Regions from separate parts of the Homo sapiens genome. Here region 2 is linked to region 1. Evidence: read pairs that join two places in POLR2A ChIA-PET (ENCODE). Cell type or tissue: HepG2. All regions are shown on one strand. Each heading gives the region's core, and the rest is flanking DNA. Links, peaks and the distances in the headings are about the cores only. Region 1 overlaps NSD2 (nuclear receptor binding SET domain protein 2). Region 2 has its middle 7.1 kb from the start of LETM1.

Region 1 (4,000 bases), core at 1-4,000:
TAATTAAAAAAAGCAATGAATTTTATCAAATGCCTTTTCTCCCTCTATGGAGATGAGCATTACACAGTAAGTCACAATAATAGCTTTCTAACATCAAATCACCCTTGCATTCCTGAGAAAAGCCCTAAGGATTACCCAGGCTGGAGTGCAGCGGCATGATTTCAGCTCACTGTGGCCTCCCGGTTCAAGTGATTCTCCTGCCTCAGCCTCCTGAGTAGCTGGGATTACAAGCGCACACCACCATGCCCAGCTAATTCTTGTATTTTTAGTAGAGACAAGGTTTCACCATGTAGGCCAGACTAGCCTCAAACTCCTAACCTCAGGTGATCTGCCCACCTTAGCCTCCCAATGTGCTGAGATTACAGGCGGGAGCCACCACGCCCAGCCACTCTTGAAGGCATCACTCAAATGCCTTTCTCTGGCAGAATTTCCAGATCCCATATAGGGACAAAAAAATCATGTCCAGTAGATTTATTAGAATACTCACAGTCACCCATTTATGCATCTCTGCCTGAACTACTCATGGCTCCTTATTGTGCCACACTGCCTGCCACAAAATACATGCTGGTTAAAGATTCATGGAAAATTTTTTGAAGACAGACTTTTTTTCCTTTTTTTTTGAGACGGCGTCTCATTCTGTCGCCAGGCTGGAGTGCAGTGGTGTAATCTTGGCTCACTGCAACCTCCGACTCCCTGGTTCAAGCAATTTTCCTGCCTCAGCCTCCTGAGAAGCTGGGATTACAAGCACGCGTCACCATGCCCAGCTAATTTTTTTTTGTATTTTTAGTAGAGACGGGGTTTCATCATGTTGGCCAGGATAGTCTCAAATTCCTGACCTCATGATCCACCCGCCTCAGCTTCCCAAAGTGTTGGGATTACAGGTGTGAGCCACTGTGCCTGGCCAACACTATTGTTTTTGATACCTTTAATCACCACATAGATTTAGACTACTGAATGGAAAATTCCTATGGAAGTAAAATTAAAATGAACACTTAAAAAAAGCCTTTTAAGCATGAGAATATGATCCACTCCAAGTAACATAACCAAAAGTGGGAAGTGGGGAACCCAACTCCTTCAGTTCTTTACAGCCTTTATTATGTACTAACAGACTGTGCATTTTATGCAAACAATTAAGAAAATTATATAAATGTCTTAATCACATTGCTACCCTTTTAAATGTCAGGGAAATAAATCAACACCCTCAGTGCCAGTGGACACAATGAGCTTTACAGATGAGCATATCCTGCACTGGAAGCTTCAGAACAGACTGCTGGAGAAAGTGCTAACCTGGAGTCACACGTTAAGGACATGACCACACGCTTCAAGCAAAGCGCAGCCTGTTGAGACCCACTTCCCTCTGTGCTAGTTTTTTTTTTTTTTTTTTTTTGAGACACAGTCTCGCTCTGCTGTCACCCAGGCTACGGTGCAGTGATGCCATCACGACTCACTGCAAACCCCACCTTCAGGACTCAAGGGATCCTCCTGCCTCCAGGACTCAAGGGATCCTCCTGTCTCAGTCTCCCAAGCAGCTGGGACTACAGGCATGTGCCACCACACCCGGCTAATTTTTGTAGAGATGGGGTTTCACCATGTTGCCCAGGCTGGTCTCAAACTCCTGAGCTGAAGCAATCCTCCCGCCTTGGCCTCCCAAAGTACTGAAATTACAGGCATGAGCCACTGTGCCTGGCCTGTTCTCGGTATCTTCTTATCCACATTAGGAAGGATATTTTAAGACCCCAGAGTGCAAGTCGAGTATCTTTTCCCTCAAGGGTCAGAATGGCTGTTCCCTAATACTTATTTATTAGATCTAAAATCTATGCAAGGCTCATGTTAGAGTCTCCTGATAATGCTGAGAAACAGATGATTCTGCACTGAAGGGATGTTCCTCAAATTCTGAAACTTGCTAGCATGAAACACAACTTAGTACTGACCTCATCCCTGTGTTTTTGACAGAAGACCAAAAACTGGGATGCTGCATCTCCCTTCCTGCTTCGTGGCATGGAGACTGTGGTCTTCTTCCTCCCAGGAGGAGACCCTACTCCTCTTCTGGGGTCAGCCTCTGCCGTCTTTTGAGGAGTACTCTTCCCTATGTCGGGGTGACTCTCCAGGGTCTCTGCAGAGCTACACAGTTTGGCCCTCCGCCTTCTCTTCATGGGAATGCACTCTTCTCTCACAGACTTGGGGTTTTCAGCAGCTTCTTCACTGACTCCTGAGGATTCTGCCATTTCTCCCAAAGACTCTGCAGCAATGCCAGCCTCCTTGGCTACTTGAGGGTTGAGATGAAGCTGGTCCCCCACATAGAGAAAGGTGAACTTGGCTTTCCGCTCCTCCACTGACATGCTTGCAGCTTCTTCTGCTTGAACAATGCCCATTTCCCACTGGGCCCTCAATTTCCCTGAAATTGGTTTCAATAGCTGGGAAAAAAAAAAGAGACACTGTAAGTTTCACTACACAAACATAAAAGTTAACTACTTTTCCTAGGCACATGATTCATGCCTATAATTCCAGCACTTATGGGTGTCAAGGCAGATGGATCACTTGAGGCCAGGAGTTTAAGACCAGCCTGGTCAACATGGCAAAACCCCATCTCTACTAAAATACAAAAGATAAGCCAGGCATGGTAGTGCATGCCTGTGGTCCCAGCTACTAGGGAGGCTGAGACATGAGAATCACTTGAACTGGGAGGCAGCGGATGCAGTAACCCGAGACCACGCCACTGCACTCTAGCCTGGGGTGACAGAGCAAGACCCTGTCTCAAAAAAAAAAAAAAAAAAAAGAATACTTTTACATTTTCACATAATTTTAGAAATAAAAAACTTGGCCAGCGTGGTGGTTCCCACCTGTAATCCCAGCACCTGTGGAGGCTGAGGCAGACACATCACCTGAGGTCAGGAGTCCAAGACCAGTCTGGCCAACCTGGTGAAACCCTGTCTCCACTAAAAATACAAAAATTAGCCAGGCGTGGTGGCAGGCACCTGTAATTCCAGCTACTTGGGAGGCTGAGGCAGGAGAATCGCTTGAACCCGGAGGGGCAGAGGATGCAATGAGCCAAGATCATGCCATTACACTCCAGCCTGGGCGACAAGAGTGAAACTCCATCTCAAAAAAATTTTAAAAAATAATAGAAATAAAAACTTTTAAAAACCAATTTTAGAATTCAGCCCAACATAATACCTTTATTGTTTCTTTAAACCAGAAATCAATTCCTATCACATTACATTAATCCCTCTGTCTGTGTGTGTGTATACACATATATACGTACATATATGTGTATATATAAATTCTAAAACAAGTTATCTCTGAGAGTCATCAAATGAGCAAAAAAAAATCAGTTGTGTCTCTAAAAGAACTTTATCATATTGTAACATGGCATCCTTGGGCAAAAGTCAACAATGAAAGAGATTGTTAAGCCATTACAATATTTCGAGCAAGTATAAGTTCAAAACAAAAATAAGTTAACTTAAAGAATAAAAATTAAATTTCTGGTCTAAAAGTAGACTGAAGGGTCATCTATCACCTTAATTTTCTCAGCTTTCGTGGGTGCCTGCTTGGCACTTTCCTGGCATAATTTTTCAAACTGTCCTTCTCCTTCAAAAGCTACGAGGCTCTTCTCAAATATCCAAGCTCTTTCTGGGGCGTCACCAAAGAACTGTACGTGATACTGGCGTGCACTCTTTTTCTGACCTAGTTTTTAAAATAAAATGTTAGAGAATGAAAGTTAGAATCTGGGATGAAACTAGTCAAATCTACTGCTATTTTGCAGTTGTTTCCCTTGGTGTTGTCTGAGCCTGTTAACCTCAAAACAAATTCTATACTTCTTATCCCTTCCATGCCACATGCCAAAGAGGGAAACTAATTAACTTACAAGAGACTCAGATAAGGTTCAAAATTGAATGGGAAAGAAAGCCAACCAGGCCAGGCGCAGTCCCTCACGCCTGTAATCCCACCACTTTGGGAGGCCGAGGCAGGGAGATTGAGCTCAGGATTTCGAGACCAGCCT
Region 2 (11,424 bases), core at 3,468-7,467, 55 kb after region 1:
CTATCTCTACAAAAAAATAAAAAAACAGCTGGGCATGGTGGTGCATGCCTGTAGTCTCAGCTACTCAGGAGGCTGAGACAGAAGGATCTCCTGAGCCCAAGAGTTACATGAGGCTACAGCAAGCTGTGATTGCACCACTGCATTCCAATCTGGGCAACAGAATGTGACCCTGTCTATAGTAAAGTGGACAAAAGACCTCCACAGACGCCTCCCCAAAGTAGATACCCAGATGGCAAGGATGCACGTGAAAAGAAGATCCTCATTATCAGGGCGTAATCTCAACTACTCAGCAGGCTGAGGGGGGACGACTGCTTGAGCCCAGGAGTTTGAATACAGCAAGACCCCATCTCTCAAAATAAAAATAACAAGAGGTAGAGAGACCTGGGCTAGCAGTTAGTATGCTCAGCCCCCTTGTCATGGGACGCCTGGGAAGCTTCAGAGAGTCCACACCAGCAAGAAGGCTCTCATCAGACACACCTCTTGGACCTTGAACTTCCCAATCTCCATAACTGTAAGAAATAAATTCCGGCCAGGCACAGTGACTCACGCCTGTAATCCCAGCACTTTGGGAAGCTGAGATGGGGGATCCCTTGAGCTCAGGAGTTTGAGACCACCCTGGGCAACATGACAAAACTCCATCTCTATAAAAAAAAAAAAAAAAAAAAACTACAAAATCAGCTGGGTGTGGTGGTACATGCCTGTAGTCCCAGCTATTCAGGAGGCTGGGTGGGAGGATCACCTGAGCTCGGGAGGTTGAGGCTGAGTGAGCCATGACTGTGCCACTGCCACTGCACTCCAGCCTGGGCAACAGAGTGAGACCCTGTCTCAAAAATAAGTAAATAAATTCATTTTCTTTATGAATCACCCAGTTTCAGGTAGTCTGCTATAAGCAACAGAAAACTGACTAAGAAGCCAATCTGAAAGGGCTACAAACTTGTGTGATTCCAACTCCATGACATTCTGGAAAAGGCAAAACTATGGAGACAATAAAAAGATTAGCCAGGGGTTAGGGCAGGGAGGGATGAGTAGGCAGAGCACAGATGATATTTAGGACAGTGAAAATACTCTGTGTGACACTGTAACAGTGGATACAAGAACGTACAGCACCAAGAGTGAACCCAAAACCGGATTTTCAGTGATCATGACGTGACAATGTGGGTTCACTGATTACAAGAAATATACTACTCTAGTGGGGAATGCGGATGATGGGGGAGGCTGGGTGTGTGGGTGAGAAGGGGCTATATGGGACCTGGGTGCACTTTCTGCTCTATTTTGCTGTATACCTAAAACTGCTCTAAAAATTAAACTTTAGGCTGGGCGCAGTGGCTCACCCCTGTTAATCCCAGCACTTTGGGACCAAGGCGGGCGGATCACCTGAGGTCAGGAGTTCGAGACCAGCCTGGCCAACATGGTGAAACCCAGTCTCTACTAAAAATGCAAAAATTGGGCTGGGCACAGTGGTGCGTGCTTGTAATCCCAGCTACTCTGGAGGCCGAGGCAGGAGAATTGCTTGAACCCAGGAGGTGGTGGTTGCAGTGAGCCGAGATCATGCCACTGTACTCCAACTTGGGCAACAGAGCGAGACTCTGTCTGAAAAAATAAATATATAAAAATTAAACTTTATTAGTTAAGAAAAAAGATACATTGAAGTCTTAACTCCCAGTACCTCAGAATGTGGTCTCATTTGGGGATGAGGGTCTTTCCAGAAGTAATCAAGTTAAAATGTGGTCATTAGGGTGGGCCCTAATCCAATATGACTGTATCCTTATAAAAAGGGAAAATTTGGAGACAGGCACACCAAGGAGAGGCCATGTGAAGAGGAAAGCAGAGGTCAGGGCAATGCTTCCGAATGCCAACGACTGCTGGTGAGAGGATGGGACCCATTCTCCCTGGCAACCTAAGAAGGAACCAACTTTGGAAATGCTTTGATCTCACGTATCTGGCCTCCCAAATGTTTAAGCTACCCAGTCTGTGGTATTTGCTACAGTAACCCGAGCAGACTGATACTGTCCCTAATAAGGCTTCTGGAGAAGCTGACCTATGGCAGCTGAAGGGGCTGGATTAGAGTCGGGGACATGGGGGTGAGGGGTAGAGGTGGCAAGGACAGCAGGCTTGAACTCAGGCAGTGGAGACAGAGACATTTACGAAGACTCGGGGCTGGGACAGGTATGAGGGGCAGAGGGAGGTGAGCAGTGGCTTTTTTCCTTCCCAGGATCCTGGGTACTGTCCCCACAGCAGAGGCACAGCCTTTGGCGCTGGAGCTGTGGGAGCCAGGCAAGCCCCTCCACCCCTTGGAGGCTGTCTGTACAATGGGAAGCACGTGGCAGAAGCCAGCCTGGGAGCCTCGCACATGGCGCTCAGCCTGCGCTCATTTCTTTTCTGGTAGACTGGATTCCTGCCCAGGCCCCAACTCCAGGTGCTGCTGTGGGTATTAGAAGGGGTGGTGGGAGCTGAGACGTGAGCTCTCTGGACAAGGCTGTGTACCCACAGCCCTGGTTCCTGGGACTCAGACACCTCAGGCTGCGGAACAAGACATCTGCTGGTGCAGCCTCCAGACTTTTGCAGCCAGGTCACCTGCAGATAGAAACAGGCACCCAGCTGTGCCCTGCTGTTGAGACCAGGTGCTGTGACGCAAGGCTCCATGGCCCAGCCTACTCCTAAATCCTCCAGGTCTCTCCAGCCACTCAGGAGTGCTCAAAGTCCAGTACTCCTCCTGGTCTAAAGGGATGAGAAAAAGGTCCCTAAGGCCAGGCAGGGTCCATCAAAAGCAGGATGAGAGTAGGGAGCCTGAGGTTTTAGGTCCAGGAAGAGCCTCAAGGGCAGGACAGAACAAAGCCTGCTGGAACAGACCCCTCGGTGATCAGCCACAGGCTACCTCTGCTTCCCACTAGAGAAGGGACTGGCCCGGAGTACACTGGGGCCCAAGGAAGCCCTCCCCAGGGTCCCCACTGGAAGGGATTATCAAATTATTTATTCCTCCTCCAAACCCTACGTGGTGAGGCCCTGCTGGGTCCTGTGCATAGTGTAGGCTTGGGCAGCGGCCAAGAGATGCCCCACAGCAGTCACTGCCAGAACTCACCTGAGGCCACCAGAAGCCCCTAGAAGGTGTCTTATTTGGGTAGTGGCCAAAACCCTCTGGCTGTGGGGAGGAGGACAGGTGCCTCTCCAGGCCCTGGATCCCTCTAGGGCACAGGCCTGGAAACTGTCTACCTCCCCAACACCATTTAAATCCCCGCAGCGTAAGAGGAATACCACCACATCTCATTTCATTCTACAGATTTGGAATTAGGGCTACTTTTCCCCAAAAATCTGCATTTTGAATAGTACAATCAACATGTAAATGTATTCAACACATGCAAGTGTGTGTTTGGATTTCCTGGAAGAAAGTTATCTGGGGCTGGCTGGTCTTTTCCTGCCCAGCGCAAGCCTCCCTGAGCCCAGACAAGCTCTCTCGGGTGGTCCTGAGCCCCTTGCAGTTGAGTCTGGCCAGCTCTGCACCCCAATCCCCCCACACACACACACCAGGGGCCTCTCCCCAAAGGCGATGTGTGTTGTTGCTCTCAAGAGCAAGAAGGGGCCGGGGTGGTGGCTCATGCCTCTAGTCCCAGCACTTTGGGAGGCCGAGGCGGGTGGATCACCTGAGGTCAGGAGTTTGAGACCAGCCTGGCCAATATAGTGAAACCCCATCTCTACTAAAAATACAAAAATTAGCTGGGTGTGGTGGCATATGCTTGTAGTCCCAGCTACTTGGGAGGCTGAGGCATGAGAATCGCTTAAACCTGGGAGGCAGAGGTACAGTGAGCTGAGACTGTGCCATTGCACTCCAGCCTGGGCAACAAGAGTGAGAAACTCTGTCTCAAGAAAAAAAAAAAAAGAGCAAGAAGGAACAGGTCCGCACCAGACACCTCTGGTGGGTTCCTGCGGAAAGGAGGCCCTCGTCTGAGGTGCTCGCCATTTGCAGGTGTGTCGTCCGGGCTCATCTGAGAGGCTCCAGGGTGGGCTGTTGATGCTTCAGTCCCGCAGGGTAATGCTTTGGGCACAGAGACTGCTGGGACGTTCTGACAGCCAGGGCTGCTTCCCCATCCCTGAAGGCTGAGAGAAGTCGTCCTTGGAGGGCAGGCCTCAGGCAGGTTGGTACAGGCCATCGGAGCGGGGCCTGGGTCCTGGGTGGGACCAGAGTGACCCTGAGCAGGTGGTCAGGGACAGTAGCAGCCAGGCAGAGCCTGGCTCTTTAATCTCTTTATGACTCTCCTCTTTTCTCTAACGAAAAGCTCTGTATCTGGCTGTCAGCCGTATAGTCACCGCCTACTCAGGGCCTACAGCCCTAGGAGGGAGAGTCCTCTCTCCCTTCCATGTGGCTCTTCATGGCTGCATGTCTGGTACCTCCTGGCCCTGACCTCCCTATAAAGGCTGCTGCCAAAGGAGCCCCTGAGCCCTGGCTTGGCCTCCCCAACCCCCACAGGGCTGGGGTCCCCCAGGGGCCAGGCTCATTGCCGTTTCCATGGAGATGTGTGCACTCTGACCCCAGCCTTTCTCCGTCCCAGGCCAGATAAAGAGGGCTTCCAAGTGGAAACCAGCAGCCTCAAGCTGCCCCGCCTCCCAGGCCCCAGGTGGCTCCTGCCTCCAAGGAGGGGAGGGAAGGAGGCCCCATCCCCTCAACTCAGGGCCCAGCAGGTCCAGAGCTGAAGCAGAGCCGCAGCTAGGGCCAGAAGGGCCTCCCCTGAGGCCCTCCCAACAACCCTTTCCCAGCCTAACCACTCTGGTCTCCGGGTTGGAACCTCACCTTTCCCAAGTTCTGGCTCTGTCCCAGCTCCCACTCAGCCCAAAGGCCACATTGGTTCCCTGGGATGGCCCATGGGAGTGACAGCTGCAGCCACTGGAAGCCCAAGGGCAGCACTGCAAGGCCTCTTAGGGCCATGTGAGCAGAGCTTCCACTGAGTTGGGGTCCCCATCGGGTAGGGGTGATGGACATGGGGGCTGAAATCCAGCTGAGGAGCCCCACTTCCCTCCCTGTGTCCTGGCTGAGTCCCAGTGGTCACCTCCAAGAATAAACCACATATCAGGACCAGGCTTCAGTCGTGGGGGCAACTGGAAATCCATCTCCCCACAAAGATGCTTCCTGGAGAGGCCACCCAAGCAAGCAGAGCCCCAGGCCTCAGAGGTGACCCGCACTGGTGTCACCCCTTGGACAGTCAGACACCCACCTTTGGCAAGCACCAATCTGAACTTTACCCCTCTCGCTGTGCGAGCTCTCAGCTGAGGGACAACTTCCTCTAGAGCCCTCCTTCCTCCCCCATAGCCCCATGAACACTACCTCTGGACTGGACTGGGGGGCTCCCAGGCCAGGTTCCCGCTCCTACCAGTTTCTTAGGACCACAAAATGCCAGAAAGTTACCCTCATCGTTCTGGAGCCTAGGAGCCTGAAAACAAGGTGCCAGCAGGGTGGGAGGCTTTGGGGAGGGTCCTCCCTGGTATCTCCTCAGCTTCCGGTGCTTGCCTCAGACCTTTGGTGGCAACCTCTGATCCCTGGCTCCGTGGTCACGTGGCCTCTGCCTTGCACATCGCCTGAGTCTCTTTTCTCTTAGGAGGAGCACAGATCTATTGGAGTAGGGCCCTTCCTAATAACCTTATCTTACCTTGGTTACATCGGCAAAGACTCTATTTCCAAGTGAGCTCGCACTTAGAGATGCCAGGTTAGGGCCCGAAAATCTCTCTTTTGAGACAAGGTCTCAGCTCTGTCGCCCACGCTGGAGTGCAATGGCACGATCACGACTCACTGCAGCCTTGACCTCCGAGGCTCAAGCGATCCTCCCGCCTCTGCTTCCTGAGTACCTGGGACTACAGGCCCATAAGACCACGACCGATTTCGTTTTTTTTTTTTTTTTTTGGTGGGGGGGTCTAGCTATGTTGCCTAGACTGATCTCAAACTCCTAAGCTCTAGCAATCGTCCTGCCTCCACCTCCCAAAGCACTGGGATTACAACCATGAGCACCTGGCTCTACAACACCTCTCTAACTAGTTGCAGGACCTTAGCAACTACAGTTGGGACCTGGTGTCAGGTCAGAGCCAGCCCCAGCCCGTAGCGCTCACCTGCACGCCTTCTCCCTCTCCCCAGGGCGGCAGGGCTGGGACTGGTGATAGCCAGGCAAGCGCAGTGTCCAGGCAGGAGAAGAGGCCCGCGGGGTCCTTGACCGCCCTCAGGGCACCCACTCAGCCACGACCCCCCCACCCCCCACTCCCCAGTCCTGGCCTCGCTTCCGTGGAGGCCCTGGCTAGGCCCCGCCCCGTCCCAGGCCCCGGTTCCCGCGCACCCCGCGACCCCGCCCCAGCCGGGCTCTTCGGATTTTGCAGCGCGAGGTCCCTCGAAGGGAAAGGGAAGACAGCGAGGCCTGGGTGCCGCGCCCCCCACTTCCTCCTGCCGCCCCCGCAGCCCCCGTTCTGCACAGGGACTTCCCCGGGGTCGGGACCACCCAGAGCAGGGCGCGCGGCCATTGCTGCCCACTCACTCTGGCTTTGGCTAAAGAAACATTGTTTCGTGCTAAAATAGCACTTCTTTTTTTAATTATGAAAATGGCAGGAAATTAAAACCCACAGCAGCAGAAGGAAGAAAATAAAAGTTCTTCCTAAACCCTGTGCCTGCAGCGACGTCTTTGGGGAGCGCGTTGGGCCGCTTCTTCCCTAGACTGGCGACCGTCTTTGGCAGCCTGAGTTAGGGACTGACCAGGGACAGCCAGAGTGCCACCCCAGCCAGTCTGGGACAGCCACGCAGGACAGAGGCTGCCTCCCCTTCTGCCAGCCAGCCAGATGTTTTACTGTTTTTTACTGCAATAATTTTAGATTTACTGAAAAGCTGCGAAGATCATAGGGAGTCCCCCAACCTGGTTTCCCCTAATGGTAACATCTTACATTTCCAGGGTAGCTTGGTGGAAACCAACACTGGTCCCTTACTATTAACTGATCACCAGGGTCAATTCAGAGTTCACCAGTTTCCCCACAAATGTAGAAGGATCTAAAAAGCAAATCTGGCTGGGCACAGTAGCTCCTGCCTGTAATCCCAGCACTCTGGGAGGCCCAGGCAGGTGGATGGCTTGAACCCGAGTTGGAGACCAACCTGGGCAACATAAGGAGACCTCATCTCTACAAAAATTTAAAAATTAGCTGAGCATGGTGGCGTATGCCTGTAGTCCTAGCTACTCCAGAGGCCGAGGCAGGAGGATTGCTTGAGCCTGGGAGTTCAAGGCTGCAGTGAGCTATGATCACGCCACTACACTCCAGCCTGGGTGACAGAGACTCTGTCTCAAAAAATAAAAAACAAAAAGCAAATCTAGGTGCAGCAAACCACCGTGGCGCACGTTTACCTACGTAACAAACTTGCACATTCTGCACATGCATCCTGGAACTTAAAGTACAATAAAATTAAAAAAGAAAAGAAAATAAAAGAAAATATATGTGCAGAAGGTGGAGCCCAGCCAGAGCACCAGTGTGCAGCACCCCACTGAACTGGGGACAGTAGCACAGCTGGAATCTGTGGGGAAGGCCCTGGAGAGGAAAGTGTTTGCAGGGAAGCCTGAGATGTCCCACTGTCCTTGGCTGAGGAGTGGGCTGCACCTGCTCAGGATGAGGCCACCTGGACTTAACAGGAAGCAACTGCCATAGGAATTCTGGCCCAGCCTGCATGGAGAGACCTCATTCTAACCTCATCAATGTCCCTCATGAATGCTTTGGTACCTGGCTCCAAACCCCTCTCAGCCCACAGGCTTGGTATGCAGCTGAGACACCAGGACCCATGCCCTGGGAACTGGGACTGTGTCCTAGAGCAAATTCTCTAGGCACATCCTGTCTTAGTTATCTATTGCTGCATAATGGACTACCCTCAGTTCTTCCCCATGTGGGTCTCTACAGGCTATCTGAGTGTCCTCATGACCTGGCAGCTGGCTGTTCCCAGAGTGGAAATCCAAAAGGGAGCAGGGAGCCTGTAATCCCAGCATTTTGGGAGGCCGAGGTAGGTGGATTGCTTGAGCCCAAGAGTTCAAGACCAGCCTGGACAATGTGGCGAGACCCCATCTCTACAAAAAAATACATAAATTAGCCAGGCATGGTGGCGTGTGCTTATAGTCCTAGGTACTCTAGAGGCTAAGGTGGGAGGATCCCTTGAGCCCGGGAGGTGGAGGCTGCAGTGAGCTATGATTTTGCACCACTGCACTTCAGCCTGGGCAACAGAGCGAGACCCTGTCTAAAAAAAAAATATATATATATATATATATATATATATATACACACATATATATACATATACATATATATACATATATATATACACACACATATATATACACACATACACATATATATAGTGGGTTCCATTGATTCAAATAAAAAAATTTTTTAAAAATTAAATAAAACAACAACAACAAATAACAAATTTAGGTCAAGCATGGTGGCTCTTGCCTATAATCCCAGCACTTTGGGAAGCTGAGGCAGGAGGCTCACTTGAGGCCAGGAATTCAAGAACACCCTGGGCAACATAGTGAGACCCTGTCTCTACAAAAAATTAAATAATTAGCCAGGCATGGTGGCACATGCTTGTGGTCCCAGCTACTCAAGGAGGCTGAGGCAGGAAGATCGCTTGAGCCCAGAGGTCAAGGCTGTAGTGAGCCGTGATCATACCACTGCACCCCAGACTGGGCAACAGAGTGAGGCCCTATTTCAATTAAAAAAAAAATCCAAATGCATAGCCCTCCCATGTCCCAGCCCAAAGCCACCACTTTTTTTTTTTTTTTTTTGAGACGTAGTCTAGCTATGTCTCAAAAAATGCAATGTAGTGTAGTGTACACTGGAGTGTAGTGGCGTGATCTCGGCTCACTGCAACGTCCATCTCCAGGGTTCAAGTGATTCTCCTGCCTCAGCCTGTCAAGCAGCTGGGATTACCGGCATGTGCCACCACGCCCAGCTAATTTTTGTATTTTTAGTAGAGACGGGGTTTCACCATGTTGGCCGGGATGGTCTCGATCTCCTGACCTCGTGATCTGCCCACCTCAGCCTTCCAAAATGCTGGGATTACAGGTGCGAGCCACTGTGCTTGGCCCAAAACCACCACTTTTATCTGCAGGTGGTTCCTCAGTGGGGTGAGAGGAGGCTGGAGGCTGGAGGCTGACCTCCACTTCTCCTGCTGCATGTACCTGGCTAAAGCTTCTCCCAGCTGCAAGGTGACCTGGTATCCAAGGTTTTTCTCCTGGGCTGTCACCCTAGCCCCTGCCATCACCAGTAAGTGCAAGCACCCTGTGTGGAGCATCCCACTTTCGTCAGCTTACTTGTTCTGGTACCTGGCTCCAAACCCCTCTCAGCCCACAGGCCAGTGATCCTGCTATCTTCTGCTGTCTCCCACTGCCCCCTCCTGTTCTTCCCTTTCCTTCTCCCCAGTTTCAATTCCTGGGACAAGCCTCATAGTCTCTTGCAAACATCCTTGTCTCTCTTCCTTCATCATACTTCCCAGCAAATCCCCAATCTGGGCAAATGCAACTCTGGCTGCTTTTCACCAGAGCATGGGTCAAGTGCAGCACACAACCCTTCTAAGTCTTCCTCTAGTTCGCTAACTGGTTCCCTAAGCTCCCTAACTAGATCCCTAACTTCCTCCCTAACTAGATCCCTAGCCCCCCTTCCCTAACTAGATCCCTAAACCCCCCAACTAGGTCCCAACCCCAACTAGGTCCCTAAGCTGCCTGACTAGTCCCTAGCCCCCTCCCTAACTAGATCCCTAACCGCCCTCCCTAACGGGATCCCTAACCTCCCTAACTGGGGCCCGTGTGCTGCCTGGGCTTCCTGCCCTGTTTCTCTACTGTCACTTGTATATACACCGAGTGACTATGGAAGGTTATATGTGATTTGTGAGGAACATAGGGAGAAGGAAAAGGAAGTTTCCCCAACCAAAAAAAAAAAAAGAAGAGAAAAAGGCTAAAAACAGTGCTTGCTATTAAACCACTGCGCCATGGTTCTGTGCCCTTGTTCTGCTGCATATGGAGATGTGGGACTGGAAGGCCTCATTCCAGCCTTAAGGGTGCACAGTCAGCTGGCTGGATGCCAGATTTCTACTTATTTCTTTTGACCTATTTTTTTTTTTTTTTTTTGCGACAGTCTCGCTCTGTCACCAGGCTGAAGTGCAGTGGCACAATCTTGGCTCACTGTAACCTCTGACTCCCTGGTTCAAGCAGTTCTCCTGCCTCAGCCTCCCGAGTAGCTGGGATTACAGGCATGCACCATAATGCCCAGCTAATTTTTGTATTTTTAGTAGACAGGGTTTCACCATGTTGGCCAAGCTGGTCTCGATCTCCTGACCCCGTGATCAGCCCGCCTCGGCCTCCCAAAGTGCTGGGATTACAGGTGTGAGTTACTGCGCCTGATCACAGCTATTTTAATTGTTGAAAATTTATCTAAGATCCCACCCTGCCTGGGCTGCACGAGCATCGCAGACAGCACCTGCCTGTGTCAGTCCTGCTGTTGGCTCTCCGCTGCCAGGCTTTCCTTGTTCTGGTCCAGGGATGGTGGGTCATCCCAACTGCAGGCGAGGGTATGTTCCACATTTCCTCACACCCAGCACTTTGGGCAGGGTGGAGACTGCGGGGAGGGCTTCCCTCCTCTTTCAGTGTCATTCAAAGTCCTGTAAACAGGCACTAGCACAGATGGGGCAGTCACCACCTCCTGCCTGGCCTTGCCGGGACACCTGGGACCCCACAGCATTAACGAGAGGAGCACTGTTTCTTGCACCCTCTCCGGGGTCACCCTCCCTAGCCAGCATCGGGCAGGGTCATCTGGTGCTCAGAACCAATGTCCAGACCAGGACTAGGACATACAGTCCTACAGCTGGGCCATAAAAAGTCCTACAGCTGAGCCATAAAAAGTCCTACAGCTGGGCCATAAAAAGTCCAGTTCTTTCTGACCCTGACCAACTGTCCACTCCAGCTCAGGTCCAACCCTGGGTGGGGAGGCAAGGACTATCCTTCTGTATCCCCCTCTTGCCTCCTGGGGGATGGGTGGAAAAGGGGCCCCTTCATGTCTGTTGGCAGCACAGGCCTAGGTTCAGGCCTAGTTGTGCTTAAACTCTGTCTGCATTTGATGTCTGCAGTGCCCACTGACCGGTGTGGACACAGGGACTTACAGACGGCTTCAAAGTGCCCTGCACTAAACAATGCCCCCTTCTCCCACTGAGATGGGGAATTCAAGCCCATCCAGGCCCAGTACCTGGCAGTTCCTGATGGGGAAAACCACCCAGGCAAGCAGGCTACGTTTTCCTGACGGGTGAGGACCGACTGCATGGACAGCAGGGGCAGAGGGGACCCTGGGGAGGGAGCCTCCTAGGGAGATGTGCCATTCAACCAGCCTCTCAAGACTGGGGAGCTGGCTGGCATCAGGCGTTTCACACCCCATGCG

What was found. ChIA-PET counts read pairs that join two places held together with the same protein. Peaks named below come from ENCODE experiments on the same cell type or tissue, not always from the same donor. Only the 100,000 strongest peaks of a DNase experiment are listed, where the experiment ranks them.
Region 2: POLR2A ChIA-PET joins it to region 1 with 5 read pairs; 13 of 35 experiments call an interaction of 5 or more read pairs at or near these places.

Annotation. Positions count from the first base shown.
Region 1 is chr4:1,916,555-1,920,554 of GRCh38, reverse strand. NSD2 (nuclear receptor binding SET domain protein 2) reads right to left here. Exons shown (of 22, transcript NM_001042424.3): 4 at 3,518-3,684; 5 at 1,932-2,414. Among named protein-coding and RNA genes, the nearest start is that of NSD2, 47 kb to the right of the region's middle. In HepG2, for the core only: no CTCF peak of the experiment used is centred there; no DNase peak of the experiment used is centred there.
Region 2 is chr4:1,857,519-1,868,942 of GRCh38, reverse strand. No RefSeq gene overlaps it. Among named protein-coding and RNA genes, the nearest start is that of LETM1, 7.1 kb to the right of the region's middle. RefSeq lists an enhancer at 10,906-11,424. In HepG2, for the core only: no CTCF peak of the experiment used is centred there; DNase peaks (open chromatin) are centred at 4,483, 4,838, 5,227 and 5,512; H3K4me3 peaks cover 1,722 bases.